Linked DNA regions of Homo sapiens: region 1 is linked to region 2. The links are chromatin loops, found by intact Hi-C in ENCODE. Cell type or tissue: GM12878. All regions are shown on one strand. Links, peaks and the distances in the headings refer to the core of each region. The heading gives the core; the rest is flanking DNA.

Evidence for each region. Peaks named below come from ENCODE experiments on the same cell type or tissue, not always from the same donor. Only the 100,000 strongest peaks of a DNase experiment are listed, where the experiment ranks them.
Region 1: a loop joins it to region 2, with 2.8 times the contacts of the local background. A loop is called at or near these places in 63 of 110 quality-filtered maps.

What each region holds. Positions count from the first base shown.
Region 1 is chr10:38,021,488-38,029,872 of GRCh38, reverse strand. The region is part of intron 4 of ZNF33A (zinc finger protein 33A); the gene reads right to left. Among named protein-coding and RNA genes, the nearest start is that of ZNF33A, 15 kb to the right of the region's middle. In GM12878, for the core only: no CTCF peak of the experiment used is centred there; a DNase peak (open chromatin) is centred at 4,382; H3K27ac peaks cover 797 bases.
Region 2 is chr10:37,973,522-37,981,906 of GRCh38, reverse strand. It overlaps ZNF25 (zinc finger protein 25), which reads left to right and starts at 5,260. Exons shown (of 6, transcript NM_145011.4): 1 at 5,260-5,401. It overlaps ZNF25-DT (ZNF25 divergent transcript), which reads right to left and starts at 5,152. Exons shown (of 6, transcript XR_930830.4): 1 at 4,902-5,152; 2 at 1,497-1,618. RefSeq lists enhancers at 5,017-5,246, 6,287-6,376 and a silencer at 5,287-5,696. In GM12878, for the core only: CTCF peaks have their summits at 5,124 (motif pointing left) and 5,533 (motif pointing left); a DNase peak (open chromatin) is centred at 5,246; H3K4me3 peaks cover 1,350 bases; H3K27ac peaks cover 1,370 bases.

The DNA.
Region 1 (8,385 bases), core at 3,438-5,937, 48 kb before region 2:
GCACCTAATGATATCCGTTTCCCAAGGTTTTGTTCATTTTTCATTATTTTACTGGCTCTTCCTCAAATTACACAATATACACTGATCTGCACCAGACAACCCCGTTTCTGCCAACTTAAATGGCAGAAACCATATTATTGTGTTGCCTGTTGTTAGTCCTGTGCATAGGTCACATTTTTCCCGTTTCTTTGCAGATCTCATTTTGTTGTTGTTCTTGAGTGGACAACAGGTCCATGTTGTTGAGTGACATAACCAAATGGTGGAGTACACAGCTCCAAACTGTCTCCCCACAGAAACACCAAAAAACAAGAACTATAAAAACCAACCTTGTTAGAACTCTGGAAAACAAAGGTTTACAGTAACCAAGTGAATGCCAAATCAGGAAAAAGGCGACTTCAAATGGTGGGAAAGTTTTGTGGCATTTTTACTTTACAAGAGATCCTCATTAATATTAGGAGCTGATATCTCCTTAGAAATCAATTGAAGGCCTGAAGACAGATGGATGACATATATAAATTGCTGAAAGAAAAAAACTATCATCTGAGAACTCTCTAGCTGGTAAAACAGTCCTTCAAAATGAAAGAGAAATGGAGTTAATCCCAGATAAACAAATGCTGAAGAGTTTGTTACTACTAAGCCTGCTATACAGGAAGCACTAAAGGGTGTCTTTAAAGATGAAATAAAAACAAACTAGACTCTAATCTGGAGGAAAAAATAAAGATTTCCAATAAAGTTAACTATATAGACAAATATAAAAGCCAGGGTCACTGTATGTTTGCTTTGTAACTCCATTTTTTTACTTCCTGCGGGACTTAAAAGATAAATGGATAAGAACTAAATAAAAATTTACATTATCGGTACACAATGTATAAAGACGTAATGTGTGAAAACAACATAAAGGGGATGAGTAAGGTGCTAGGTAGAAGCAAGGTCTTCATATGACATTGAAGTTACGAGGGAATTAATTTAAACTAGATTTTCATAAATTTAGAATGTGAAAGCAATCCCCATGGTTAACTACAAAGGCAATATCTAAAAAATATACACAGAAGGAAATGAGAAGGGAATAAAGAAGGGAATAAAAATGATTCACTATAAAAATCAGTCCAGGCATGGTGGGCTCATGCCTGTAATTCCAGCACTTTGGGAGGCCGAGATGGGTGGATCACTTGAGGCCAGGAGCTCAAGACCAGCCTGGCCAACACAGCAAAACTCCATCTCTACTAAAGACACAAAAATTAGCTGGATGTGGTGGCACGTGCCTGTAGTCCCAGCTACTTGGGAGGCTGAGGCATGAGAATCACTTGAACCCAGGAGAAGGAGGTTGCAGTGAGCCAAGATCGTACCACTGCACCCCAGCCTGGGCAACAGAGCAAGACTTTTGTCTCGAAAAAAAAAAAAATCAACAAAACACAAAGAAGACAGTAATAAAAGGAATATGAGACCAAAGAAGGTATACAACATACAGAAAACAAAATGCAGTATGGCAGAAGCACTGCCTTGTTGGTGATTAGTTTAAATGATAATTGATTGAATGTACCAATCAGAAGGCAGAGGCTGGCAGAATGGATTTTATTTTATTTTATTTTATTTATTTATTTATTTTAGACAGGATCTTGCTCTGTCACCTAGGCTGGAGTGCAGTGACACAAACATGACTCACTGCAGCCTTGACTTCCTGGGCTCAAGGGATCCTCCTCCCTCATCCTCCCAAGTAGCTGGAACCACAAGCGCATACCACCACACCCAACTATTTATTTTATTTTTTTGTAGAAACAGAGTCTCACTTTGTAGACCAGGCTAGTCTCCAACTCCTGGGCTCAAGAGATCCTCCCAAAGTGCTGGGATTACAGGTGTGAACCACCCAGCTTCAGAATAGATTTTTTAAAATCATGATCAAACTACACATTGTCCAAAACAAACTGACTTTAGATCCAAAGACACAAATAAATTAAAACTGAAAGGCTGATAAAAGATATTCCATGAAAATAGCCACCAAAAGGGAACTGGGGTGGCTATACTAATTTCACCCAAAATAGATTAAGTCATAAGCTGTTACAAGGGACAAAGAAGGATACTATATATGAATAAAGGGTCGTTCCATCAATAAGATATAAAAAGTATAACTATGTGTGTACCAAGCAGCATCCTGAAACATGTAAAGCAAACACTGACAGAATGCAAGGGAGAAACTGACAGTTCTTACAGTTAACAGTTTTAGACTGAGGCTGGGCATAGTGGATAGCACCTGTAATCCCAGAGGTTTGGGAGGCCAAGGTGGATCACTTGATGCCAGGAGTCCAAGATCAGCATGAGCAACATGCCGTTTCCACCAAAAAAAAAAAAAGATAGCTGGGCATAGTGGGCATGGTGGTATACAGCTGTAGTCCCCTCAGCAGGATGAATGGGGAGGATCACTTGAGCCTGGAAGTTCAAGGCTGCAGTGAGCCGTAATTGTACCACTGCACTACAGCCTGGGCAAGAGTGAGACTCTGTCTCTTAAAAAAAAAATACAAATGCAAATGAATAAATGAATGAATGAATGATGCATATGAATACAGATACAAAGCTATACACACACACACAAAAATTCCAGTAAAATATATTTAATGGTATATTAAGAGGACTAATTTATCCTGGAAATGCCTGTGTGGTTCAACATAAGAAAATCAATGTTAAAAAAAAAAAGAAAAGAAAATGAACAAGAACAAAGTCAGAAGACTCAAAATCTCCAATTTCACAACTTATTAGAAAGCTACAGTAATCCAAACAGTGTGGTCATGGCATTGGTATAGACAGACAAATGGAATGCAAGTGAGAGCCCAAAAATACACTACCTATGGTCAACTGATTTTTGACAAGGGTGTCAATTCTATTCACTGGGAGAAAGAAAAGCCTTTTCTTTCAGTTGATGCAGGCCAAATATTGTCACACTACTGACAGGAAATATTCACAACAGTCATACTCACAGAGACAAAATAGATTAGAGGTTGCCACAGACTGGTCGGAAGGGGGAATGAGTAGTTACCGCTTAATGGCGACAGTTTCTGTTTGGAATGATGACAAATGACCAAAAAAATGATGCTGGGTCAACTGGATTTCCACAAGAAAATAAAGTGAGAAAATAAAGTTAGATCCCTACTTAAAATGTTTAGAAGAAAACATAAGGAAAACTTTGGGTTTGCTGATGGATTCTTACCTATGACATAAAATGCACGAGCAACAAAAGAAAAAGTAAGTTAAGGCTGGGTGCAGTGGCTCACGCCTGTAATCCCAGCACTTTGGGAGGTCAAGGCGGGTGGATCACCTGAGGTCAGGTGTTCAAGCCTGGCCAACATGGTGAAACCCCGTCTCTACTAAAACCACAAAAATTAGCCAGGCATGGTGGCATGTGCCTGTAGTCCCAGCTACTCGGGAAGCTGAGTCAGAAGAATCACTTGAACCCAGGAGGCGGAGGTTGTGGTGAGCCGAGATCGCACCACTGCACTCCAGTCTGGGCGACAGGGTAAGACTCTGTTTCAAAAACAAATTATCTATCTATCTATCTATCTACACATTAAAAATAATTCAGTGGTACCCCAAAAAGCTAAAAGAAATACTTTGATAAAAGAATTCTACTCCTAGGTTTATATCCAAAAGAACTGAATACAGGAACTTGAGCAGATAATGATATGCCAGTGTTCACTGAAGCATTATTCACAACAGCCAAAAGGTGTATGACCCAAGTGTATATCAACAGATGAATGGATTAAACAGCCAGAAAAGAAAGTCTTGATACTTGTTACAATACAGTTGAAAGCTGAAAGCATCATGCTAAGTGAAATAAGGCAGACATGAAAGGCCAAATGTTGTCACACTACTGACATGAAATATTCACAACAGTCAAAACTCACAGAGACAAACTAGATAAGGGGTTACCATAGGCTGGCAGGAGGGGGGAATGAGTAGTTACTGCTTAATAGCAATAGGGTTTCTGTTTGAAATAATGAAAATCTATTAGAAATTGTGGTAATGGCTATACAACATTGTGAGTGTAATGCCACTGGACTGTTAAAATGGCAAATTTCATGATACATATATTTTACCACACACAAAACAAGATACGTTAAAATGCTCCAGCATCATTTGCTGAATACCTGGCTGAATTTCTTTTGCATTTTTGTCAACAGTTTGTCAAATGTCTTAGCTTCGGCTGCCATAACAAAATACCACAGACTGTGTGGCTTAAACAACAGAAGTTTATTTCCTCACGGTTCCAAATGCTGGAAGTCTGAGATCAGGACGCCAGCATGGCCAGGGCCTGGTGAGGGCCTCTTCCTAGCTTGCAGAAGGCCACTGCATATTCACATCGCCTTTCCTCTATGCACATGGTGAGTGAGCAAGCTCTCACTTCCTCTTCCTGTAAGGCACTAACCTCATCTTGAGGGCCCCACTCTCATGACTTAATCTAACCCTAATTACCTGCCAAGGGCTGCATATCTCCAAACACCACCACACTTGGGGTGAGGGCTCCAACATATGAATTCTGGGGAGACATGAACATATAGTCTATATAACAGCATAATCAATGTTGAGGTTTTCCATTCTTTTCCATCATTCTATATGTATGTTCTACCAATGTGTATATTCTACCAACATCCTGTCCTCTTGATTATTATAGCTATTAATATATACATACAGTAGTCACTCCTTATCCAAGGGAAGTACATTCCAAGACACCCAGCGGAAGCCTGAAACCTCAGATAGTATTGAGCCCTATAAATACTATGTTTTTTCCTAAATATACAAACCTATGATAAAGTTTAATTTATAAATTAGGGACAGGGAAAGATTAACAAGATCATAAAATAGAAAAGTTATAACAATATGCTATCATCACTACTCTGGCACTTCAGGGCCATTATTAAGTAAAATAAGGGTTACCTGAACACATATTGTGACAATAAATAATCAAGACAGTTACTAAGTAATTAACTCATGGGTAGCATATACAGCCTGGGTATGCTAGACATAGGGTTGATTCATGTCCTGGGACAGGACAGTGCAAAATTTCATCATGCTACTCACAACAGTGTGCAACTTAAAACTGAGGAATTATTTATTTCTGAAGTTTCCTATTTAATATTTTTGAACCACAGCTGGCCTCAGGTAACTGAAACTGCAGAAAGCAAAACCACAGAAAAGGGGAGACTAATGTAATAAGCCTTAACACTGGATACAATAATTCCTACTATTCTTTTTCTCAAAACTTTTGAGAAAAATTTTCCCAAATTGTTTCAACTGTTTATGACTTTGACTGTTTATGCAAATTTTGGAATAAGTTTATTTAAAGCTGAGAAAAACCTTACTGGAATCTTGACAGGAATGCCATTAAACCTACAGATCAATTTGGAGAGAACTGGCATACTTACTAAGTTGAGTTTTCCAATCTATCAAGAGACCATGTGTCTTCATTTATTTCTATTATTTCTTTCATCAGCATTTTGTAATTTTCAGCACAAAAGTCCTATACATATTTTGTTCAATTTATACCAAACTATTTAATTTTCTATGGAATAAGTGGTATTATGTTTTTAATTTAGATTTCCATATGTTCATTGTTAGTAGAGAGAAATTGATTATATGTGTTCATCTTGGATCCTGAAACTTTTTGGAAATCATTCATTCTTTCTGGGAGGTTTACATTTTTTCTTTTTTTTTTTTTTTTTTGTTTTGTTTTTGAGACGGAGTTTCACTCTTGTTGCCCAAGCTGGTATGCAATGGCGTGATCTCGGCTCACCGTAACCTCCACCTTCCAGGTTGAAGCAATTCTCCTGCCTCCCACGTAGCTGGGATTACAGGCATGCACCACCACACCCGGCTAATTTTGTATTTTTAGTAGAGATGGGGTTTCTCCATATTGGTCAGGCTGCTCTTGAACTCCCGATCTCAGGTGATCCACCTGCCTCAGCCTCCCAAAGCGCTGGGATTATAGGCATGAGCCACTGCGCCTGGCCTGAGGTTTTTTTCTAAGATTCCTTGTAATATTCTACGTATACAATCATGTCATATGTAAATATAAAGTTTTATTTCTTCTCTACGTGTATGACTTCTATTTCACTTTCTTGCCTCATTGTGCTTGATAGAAGTTACAGTACTACAATGAATAAGAGTGGCAGGAGCAAACATCCTTGCCTTGTTCCCAGTTTTACAGGGAAAGCATTCATCTTACCAGCAAATATATTTGCTATAAATATTTTGTGCATGTTCATTCATCAAATTGAGGAAGATCCTCTCAATGTCTAGTATGGAGAGTTTTTATCATGGATGGATATTGCATTTTGTCAAATCCTTTCTCTATTATTAACTGATGTTATGTAATTTTTCTTCTTTAGCCTATGCTGGGTTAATTACATTGATCGATTTCTGAATGTTGAACCAGCCTTGCTTGTATAACTCAAATAAATCCCACTTGGTTATTATGGTGTATACTTTTTACATGACTGTTTTCTATTTGCTAGTATTTTGTTAAAGATTTTTGCTACTAAATTTATGAGAGGTATATGTCTGTAGTTGTATTATTTTTGTACTGTCTGTATGATTTTGGCATCAAAATAATTTTTTAAATGTGTTAAGAAATGTTCCCTCTTGGCCGGGTGCGGTGGCTCACACCTGTAATCCCAGCACTTTGGGAGACCAACGTGGACAGATCATGAGGTCAGGAGTTGGAGAACAGCCTGGCCAATATGGTGAAACCCCGTCTCTACTAAAAATACAGAAATTAGCCGAGTGTGGTGGCATGTGCCTGCAGTCCCAGCTACTTGGGAGGCTGACGCAGGAGAATCATCTGAACCCGGGAGGCAGAGGTTGCGGTGAGCCGAGATTACACCACTGCACTCCAGCCTGGGTGACTGAGCAAGACTCCATCTAATTAAATAAATAAAATAAATATTCCCACTTCTATTTTCTGAGGACATTGTGTAAAATCATCATTAATTCTTGTGTAAATGTTTGGTAGAATTCTCTAGTGAGGACTACAACTCTCTTGTACTTGGAAATTGGTTTTTTGGAGGTTTTTAAAATTTAAATTATTTGATTCAAATTATGTCAACCTTTATGAAAACCTATGGGTCATTCAAATTATCTATATCACCCTGACTGAGTTGTAATAGTTTGTGGTTTCTGAAGAACTGGTACATTTCTTCCATGTTGTCATTTTTTTTTTTTTTTTTTTTTGAGACAGAGTTTTGCTCTGTTGCCCAGGCTAGAGTACAATGGAGCAGTATCAGCTCACTGAAACCTCCCACTCCCTGGGTTCAAGCCATTCTCCTACCTCAGCCTCCTGAGTAGCTGGGACTACAGGCGTGCACCACCACACCAGACTAATTTTTGTATTTTTAGTAGAGACGGAGTTTCACCATGTTGGCCAGGGTGGTCACGAACTCTTGACCTCAGGTGATACACCCACCTTGGCCTCCCAAAGTGTTGGAATAACAGGCATGAGCCACCACACCTGGCCTATGTTGTCATATTTATAAACATAAAGTTGTTGACAAGATTCCCTTATTATACTGTTAAATGGATGGTGGAGTGATATTCCCTGTTTCATTCCAGATATTGATGATTTGTCATCTCATTCTATATTTTAAATCAATATTGCTAGACGTTTATCAATTTTATTGATTTTTTCCCAAAGAACCCTATGTTTCATTAGTTTTCTCTACTTTTTCCTATTTTCAATTTTACTGATTTCTGCTTCCAGTGTTATTTTCGTCCTTCTACTTAACAGAGGTTTTATTTTGCTCTTTTCTAGTTTCTTAAGGTAGAAAGTCAATTATGGGTTTGCAACCTATCGTCTTGTCTACTGTCAGCATTTAGTGCCATAAATTTCTCTATCAGCACTGCTTTAGCTACCTCCCACATATATTGATACGGTATGGTCTCATTTTCATTAAGTCTATGCATTTCTACTATTGAATTTGAGGCCCCTTCTTCACTCCAGACTTTATTTAGAAGTCTGATGTTTAATTTCTAAATGATTAGATATTTTCCTATTGTCACTCTATTACTGATTTGTAGTTTGGTTTCATTATGGCCAGAAAACATACATACTCAGAATGATTTCAATTCTTTTAAATCTGCCAAGGCTTATTTATGGCCCAGAATATGGTCTATCTTTCTGAATATTCCATGGACACTTGAGAAAAAAATTTTATTTTGCTGTTGTTGGGCACTACTCTTTTTTTTTCTTTTCTTTTTTGAGACAGAGTCTTATTCTGTAACCCAAGCTTTGTAACACAATCTTGGCTCACTGCAACCTTCGCCTCCCAGTTCAAGCGATTCTCCTACCTCAGCTTCTTAAGTAGCTGGGACTACAGGCATGCGCCACCATGCCTGGCTAATTTT
Region 2 (8,385 bases), core at 3,676-6,175:
TTCTGATTTTGAGCACTGTACCATGGTTATCTGAGAATTTTATCCTTGCTGATAGAAAATATACAGCTAAGAACTTAGGAGTAAAGTGGAATGATTCCTACAACTGACTCTCAAATGATTAAGAAAAATAAATACATAATATACACAAATAGCAAAAATTATGAAGCAAATGTGCCAAAATATTAATGATGGAATTATCTTGGTGAAGGATATATGATAATTCAATTTTTTTTTTTCTGAGATGGAGTTTCAGTCTGTCACCCAGGCTGGGGTACAATGGCATGATCTTGGCTCACTGTAACCTCCGCCTCCCAGGTTCAAGCAATTCTCCTGCCTCAGCCTCCTGAGTAGCTGAGCTTACAGGTGTGCACCACTACACCCAGCTAATTTTTATATTTTTAGTAGAGATGGGGTTTCACTATGTTCTCAAACTCCTGACATCGTGATCCATCTGCCTCAGCCTCTCAAAATGCTGGGATTACAGGCAGGAGCAACCATGCCTGGCCTATAGGAGAATTCTTTATCCTACTTTTGCAATTTATTTATAAGTTAAAGATTACTTCAGGCCAGGTGCAGTGGCTCACGTCTGTAATCCCAGCACTTTGGGAGGTGGAGGTGGACAGATCACCTGAAGTCAGGATTTCAAGACCAGCCTGCCAACATGGTGAAACCCCAACTCTACTAAAAATAGAAAAAAATAGCCGGGTATGGTGGCAAACACCTGTAATCCCAGCTACTTGGGAGGCTGATGCACAAGAATAGCTTGAACCTGGGAGATGGAAGTTGCAGTAAGCCGAGATTGCACCACTGCACTCCGGCCTGGGTGATAGAGTGAGACTCTATCTAAAAAAAAAATTAAAAATAAGATTACCTCAAAATAAATGAGTAAAAGAAATTGCAATAATAAATTGCAAAACTGGTCTTTATTGTTAGAAGTGAGGATGGGGGCTGGGTGCAGTGGCTCACGCCTGTAATCTCAGCATTTTCCAAGGCCGAGGTGGGTGGATCATCTGAGGTCAGGAGTTCCAGACCAGCCTGGCCAACATGGTGAAACCCTGTCTCTACTAAAAATGCAGAAAATTAGCCAAGCATGGTGGCACATGCCTGTAATCCCAGCTACTCAGGAGGCTGAAGCAGGAGAATCACTTGAACCAAGGAGGCAGAGGTTGCAGTGAGCTGAGATCGTGCCATTGCACTCCAGTCTGGGCAACAAGAGAGAAACTCCATCTCAAAAAAAAAAAAAAAAAACCAGAAATCAAGATGGGGCTACTTTTGAGAGGGAGAGAAATGACCAATAAAGAATGGGTCATTCAAGGAGACTTCAGGCACTGGTAATATTGTCTTTGAACTCCTTGGTGTTTACATGTTTGTGTTTACCTCTCTTCATCATTCACTTATCAATTATACAGTGATACACATGCCATTGCATACTTTTATATTTTTTATACTTCAATAAAAACATTTTTAAGTAAAATTAAACTATTCAGATATAACACCTTGAGGATTGCTTTCTTTCTGTGTCTTCTTTCCTGAATCCCTAGTGAAGTCCTCAGGTCAGGGTGATAGTCTCCTAGGTGGTTCTCTTCTTCATTTCAAAAGAACAGTTTTATTCCTTATGCTGTGGAGAAACCAAATGTAAAAATTCACCTTGTGTGAACCCTTCACCAGTGACTTCAAATTGCTACTTCTCTTGGAACTTACTAACTTCTAAAAATTAAGAGTGGACTTTCAGTAAATTTGAAATGAAACTTTTAACATATGGCACACCAAATATCCATGACACCAAATTCCAGGAGCCCCACAGGGATAGTTTATAGCCACCCTTAGGAGAGAGAGACCTCAAGACCAAATTAGAAAGAAAAGAAAAAAAGGTATATATATATGTCCACACTGTTTTGTTTTCAATGAAAATTTTAACATATACTAAATTCTCATGTATATTTGGATCTTCTGTGCTTTTTCGAAACTAGCATCAAACTTAAATTACTTTTTATTTCATTGATTTATTTTTTGAGACACAGACTCACTGTGTTGCCAGGCTGGATTTCAGTGGCACGATCTTGGCCCACTGTAACCTCTGCCTCCCAGGTTCAAGTGATTCTCCTGCCTCAGCCTCCCGAGTAGCTGGGACTGCAGGCATGCACCACCATGCCCAGCTAATTTTTGTATTTTTAGTAGAGACAGGGTTTCACCATGTTGGCCAGGATATTCTCGATCTCTTGACCTCGTGATCCTCCCACCTCAGCCTCCCAAAGTGCTGGGATTACAGGGGTGAGCTACCACGCCCAGCCTTAAATTACTTTTTAAATTTGCATTTTCAAAAAAAGTTCTGTCAATGAAAAAAGTCAACTCTGTAAAATATTTAAAGAGATTTATTCTGAGCCAAATGTGAGTGATCATGGACCTTGACACAGCCCTCTGGATGTCATGAGAACATGCGCCCAAGGTGGTTGGGGGTGCAGGTTGATTTTATACATTGTAGGAGGGCATGAGACATCAATCAAATACATTTAAGGAATACATTGGTTTGTTCCAGGAAGGCAGGACAACTTGAAGGGTGGGGGTGCTTCCAGGCTACAGGTAAATTTAACCATTTTCTAGTTGACAATTGGTTGAATTTTTGTCTAAGGAGCTGGGATCAATAGAAAGGAAATGTTCAGGTTAAGATAAAAGGTTGTGGAGACCAAAGTTCTTTTGAAGTCTCATAGTGGCTATCCTTGAAAACAAGAGATGACAGATGTTTCCTATTCAGACCCTTTAAAAGGTGCTAGACTCTCAGTCAATCTATTCAGAATTAGAAGGGCCTGGAAGGAAAAGGCCTAGCTATGTTAGTTAATAGAGATTATTTAGAGATGCAAATTTTCCCACAAAGGACGGCTTGCAGGGCCATTTCAAAATGTGACAAACATGTTTTTGGGGTAAAATGTTTTTATTTTCTTCCTTGTCTCATAATGTTATGCCAGAGTCTGGTTGGAAAGTAAGTCACATTTTATGGGGTTAAATAAAACCCATCTGATATGAATTTATGGTTTGTAGGGCATAACTCCTCAGACCCCTTAGATAGAAATTTGGATAAGATAAAAAAAATCAGAGTTTAGTCTTCAGTTCCTTGCTATTCCCTGAGGTTGTTTCCTGAGGAAGTTAAAAATTATTTTATCAAGTAAAACAAAACTAAGCTCCCCGTTAAGATTTTTTAATTTAAATTTTGATTGAAATTGTGTTAAATTTTATAGTTTCTCTAAGGGTAAATATAAATATAAAAATTTGGGCTGGGCGCAGTGGCTCACGCCTGTAATCCCAGCACTTTGGGAGGCTGAGGCAGGTGGATCACGAAGTCAGGAGCTCAAGACCACCTTGGCCAAGATGGTGAAATCCCGTCTCTACTAAAAATACAAAAAAAATTAGCCAGGCGTGGTGGTGGGCGACTGTAATCCCAGCTACTCAGGAGGCTGAAGCAGAGAATTCCTTGAACCTGGGAGGCAGAGGTTGCAGTGAGCCGGGATCATGCCACTGCATCCCAGTCTGGGTGACAAAGCCAGACTCTGTCTCAAAGAAAAAAATAAAACAACTGAATTTTCCTTCTTGCAAAAAGGGAAAAAGACCTTTACTCCTCTCTTTTCTTACAGCATTTCCTTAAGAAAACTTGTAATTGTAAATCCCTTCTCTGTCCCTGTGAGATATAGCAAAACTTTTTAAAAAGTAAATAAGCTTCTTGCTAGTTTAACAACCCAGGAAGGTCTTTCTTAATGGCCTTGGGTCATGTCTTTGAAATGTAAGCATCAAGGAAGATTGCACCCCATCTCCCTGCCTCTGTGGTAAACTCCTAGGCTCCTGGCTACCCGCGGTTAACTACCTGCGTGTCATAGAGATACCAGAAACTTTACTTTTCATTTGCATAATGGCAATTAACTAACACTGATGGCTACCCTAATTATCAGGTGAATTTCAGATGAATTATGCATAGCAAATGTTGCTGTACAGTCATCTTACTTGAGGACAAGTTATTTTTACCTTGAGGAAATAGAATGCGTTGTACCAGACCGGCTAATACAAAAAATGATAGTTCTTCCTGTCTTCATAAACTCATTAGTGGGTTGCCTGTGACGCACATCGCAGTCTGGTTTAATGTTTATTCAATAATGTAACTGTTTTGTTCTTTTCTCCATCTGTGGAGAGAATTTTCTGGGTTGGCAAGAGGCTTTATTTTAAATTATTTCCTCAATACTTCCCATCCAGAAAGGTGGTGTGTGTGTGTGTATTATGTGCGCATATTTTTATATGTATATATATGTGTGTTTATACACATGACAATATATACGTTTTTTTCTAGATGATTCTACATGTTTTAATGTAATAAAGTTATTGACCAGGAAATATATAATTTGTTTTACATATACAGCCAAGTCCTCTCTCTGTATCCGCGGGGGATTAGTACCAGGACCTCCCTGGATTACTCAAATCCAGGGATGTTCAAGTCTCTGGTAGAAAATAACCTGATATTTGCATAACCTACACACCTCCTCCTGTATATTTTAAATTATGTCTAGATTAATTGTACACCTAACACAATGTAAATACTATGTAAATAGTTTTATTGTATTGTTTAGGGTATAATGACAAGGGGGAAACTTTGTACATGTTCAGTAAGATAGAATTTTTAAGTATTTTCATTCTGAGCTTAGTTGAATCCATAGATATGCACCCCCAGGATAAGGAGGGATGACTATATATATTCCTTAGTGAAATGATAGTCATGATACTCTATACCATTAGGTTAAAATTTGTGTAAATTCATGAGAAGGATGTTCACCTAACATTAAGCGCTTTTGCTTTTGGGAAGTGGTATACTCGTTTTCTGTTTTAGCTTATACATATTTTGTAGTTTATTACGTTTCGCGTACCGTTTGCACAATTGTGAAAGCTAGCATTCCTAAGAGGAAGCGGTTACAGGGCATTATCCTTCATTACTCCACGTACTCCTGTACCCACGGAGTTCAATCACTTTAACAAAACTGCCCATCAGTGTTCCTTGGAGCACCTCACGGTGGATTTCTGTCTTCAAGCCCAGACGTGCAGGGTGCAGCTCTCCGGCCATCACTGAGCAAGGACAGCGCCCTCTCCCGGAAACCCGACAGCAATCACTCAGGCCGCTGGAGGCGGCCGCGCCTCACGACGTCATCCAAGATGGAGTCGCAGCCGGGCCTTCTGGGAAGCGTAGTTCTGGAGTAGGGCTAGGGAAACGTTCTGCGCATGTGCAGTGTCTTCTTTCTGGCATTGGCGTTTTTTTGGTCTTACGCCCTAGGGTGGGGAGAGGACTCCGGTGCCTCCGGGTCTGGGCTGGGCCGCAAAGGGCGGGGCCTGGGCCCGGCGCGGGCCGGGAGCAGAGGCCGAGACCCTGCAGGTGTGTCGAAGGCTTTTGCGGGCGGGCAGGGCCTGGGAGGCGGGGTCTCGAGCCTGGAAGCCGCCTCCTGGCCCCGGAGCGGCCTCCGCGGAGGGCCCTGGGTGGGAGCCGCCTGGTGGGGAGGTTGGCTGGCTGCGCTGGCGCCCCTGCCCGGAATGGCGTTTGCGCGACCTGCTTGAGGGGCGGCCAGAGGAGGCCTGCGGTGCTGGGCAGTGGGCGCCCGGAGCAGCCGCATTGTGTGACGTGACCGGAGCCGCCATGTGAGGCGCGCTGGCCGCTGCAGACGCGGCGCTCCAAAGCCGCAGGGACGTGGGCTCTGGTCCAGCGTCTGTAGGTGGTCCCAGTGCGGCTCGACGCGCATCTGGCAAATGATGGGGGCCTTTGGGTACTGAATAGGGTAATAGATGTAAAGTATGATACAGGACTCAATAAAGGTGAGCTGCTTCTATTATTACAAAACATGCTGTTTTCATTATTGGCTCATTTAATCATCGTAACCATCCTTTCGACTTAACCATCTCTATTAAAATAAATGTGACTATTAAAGATTCAGAGAGAGAAATCCGTTTACCCACAGTATTAGCAGGTGGGATGTAAATCCTCACTTTTTCCTCTGAGTTAATGCGCCTTGCCACACTAAAATCCAGTCTTGACTTGTATTTAGCACAGCATTTGCCCCTTGAGCACCACCAGAACGTAGCTGTGTGGTGTACTTGAACCCAGTCTCAACCAGGTAGTGTTCTGTTTCCAAAAATGCTTGGGGAATCTTCAGAGCACTTGAGTCAAAAGGTGAATTATTTAAGGCCTTCCTGCATCCTCCAACCTTAGTCTCTTCTCAGAGGACTGTGAAACGTGTAAATTGAAACCACAATTTGAGCCCTCAATTTTGCATTTTACAGGAGAAGCTGGGAATCCCATCCAGCCCAGAGGCTAGTTTCTAAAGACAGGAAATGGGACAAAAAATTTTTTTAAAGATGAAAACTGCAGTTCATCAGTTCCTCCATTTTATGGTGGTGATCTTATAATGCCTCTCATTGGCTGATAACTGAGCTTAGGCATTTCGTAAGCACCATGCTAGCTGGAAGTGGTTTTTGCTGCTTATTTTAGTTTTTTTTTTTGGTACATAATGTACATATTTGTGGGGTACATGTGATATTTTGATATATGCATACAATGTGTCATGATCAAATCGGGGTAATTACAATATCCACCGCCTCATTTATCATTTCTTTGTGTTGCAAATATTCGAAATCTTCTAGCTATTCTGATAGCTAATAAATTATTGCTAACACTTGTAACCATACTGTGCTATTGAACACTAGGACTTAATCCTTCTACCTAACTGTATTTTTGTACCCATTAACCAACCTCTCTTCATTCCTCACTCCCTACTTCCCTTCGCAGCCTCTGGTAACCATCATTCTACATCGTATCTTCATGAGATCAACTATCTTAGCTCCTGCGTATGAGTGAGAACATGATATTTGTCTTTCTGTGCCTGGCTTATTTCATGTAACATAATGCCCTCCAGTTCCATCTTTGTTGCTGCAATGACAAAATTTCCTTCTTTTTATGTCTGAATAATATTCCATTGTGTATATATACCACAATTTTCATTATCTATTCATGCATTGATGGGTACTTAGGTGGATTCTGTATCTAGACTATTGTGAATAGTGCTGCGATAAAAATGGGAGTGCAGAGATATCTTCAATATACGGATTTCCCTTCTTTTGGATATATATATAGCAGTGAGATTGCTAGATCATATGGTAATTCTGTTTTCAATTTTTTGAGGAACCTCCATACTGTTTTCCACAGTGGCTGTACTAGTTTACATTGCCACCAAGGTTGTATGAGGGTTCTCCTTTCTCTATATCCCAGCATTTGTTATTTTTTTGCCTTTTTTATAATAGCTGTTTTAAGGGGTAAAATGATATCCCATTATGGTTTTGATTTGCATTTGTCTGATGATTAATGATGTTGAAGATTTTATCGTATACCTATTGGCCATTTGTATGTCTTCTATTGTGGAATGTCTGTTCAGATCATTTGCTCAATTTTTTTAAATCAAATTTTTTGTTTTCTGACTGTTGAGTTCCTTGTATATTCTGGTTATTAATTCCTTGTCAGATGGGTAGTTTGCAAATATTTTCTCCTATTCTTTGGGTGTCTTTTCACTGTTATTGCTTACTTTGCTGTGCTGAAACTTTTTCGTTTGATGTAATCCCATTCATCTATTTTTGCCTTTGTTGCTTGTGCTTTTGAGGTCTTACCAAAAAATTTTTGCCGAGAACAATGTTCTGAAGCATTTCCAAATGTTTTCTTCAAGTAGTTTCATAGTTTCAGGTCATACATTTAACTCTTTAATCCACTATCATTTGATTTTTGCATATGATGAGAGACAGGGGTTTAGTTTCATTCTTCTGCGTATGGATATCCAGTTTTCTCAGCACCATTTATTGAAGAAACTGTCATTTCTCCAATGTATGTTCTTAGTGCCTTTGTCAAAAATGAAATTGGCTATAAATGCATGTATTTATTTCTCAATTCTCTTTTTCATTGATCTATGTGTCTCTTTTTATGCCAGTAACCTACTGTTTTGTTTACTATAGCTTTATAGTATATTTTGAAGTCTGGTAGTACAATGCCTCCACCTTTGTTCTTTTTGCACAAAATTGCTTTGGCTACTCGGGGTCTTTGGTGGTTCCATATAAATTTTAGGATTTTTTTTCCTATTTCTGTGAAGAATGTCATTGGTATTTGGATATGGATTGCATTTAATCTGTAGACTGCTTTTAGTACTATGGACATTTTAACAATATTAATTCTGCCAGTCCATGAGCATGGGATATCTTTCCATTTTAATATCATTCATCAGTGTTTTATACTCTTTTTTTTTTTTTTTTGAGACAAGGGCTCAGTTTGGTGCAATCTTGGCTCACTGCAACCTCTGTCTCCCAGGGTCAAGCGATTCTCCTGCC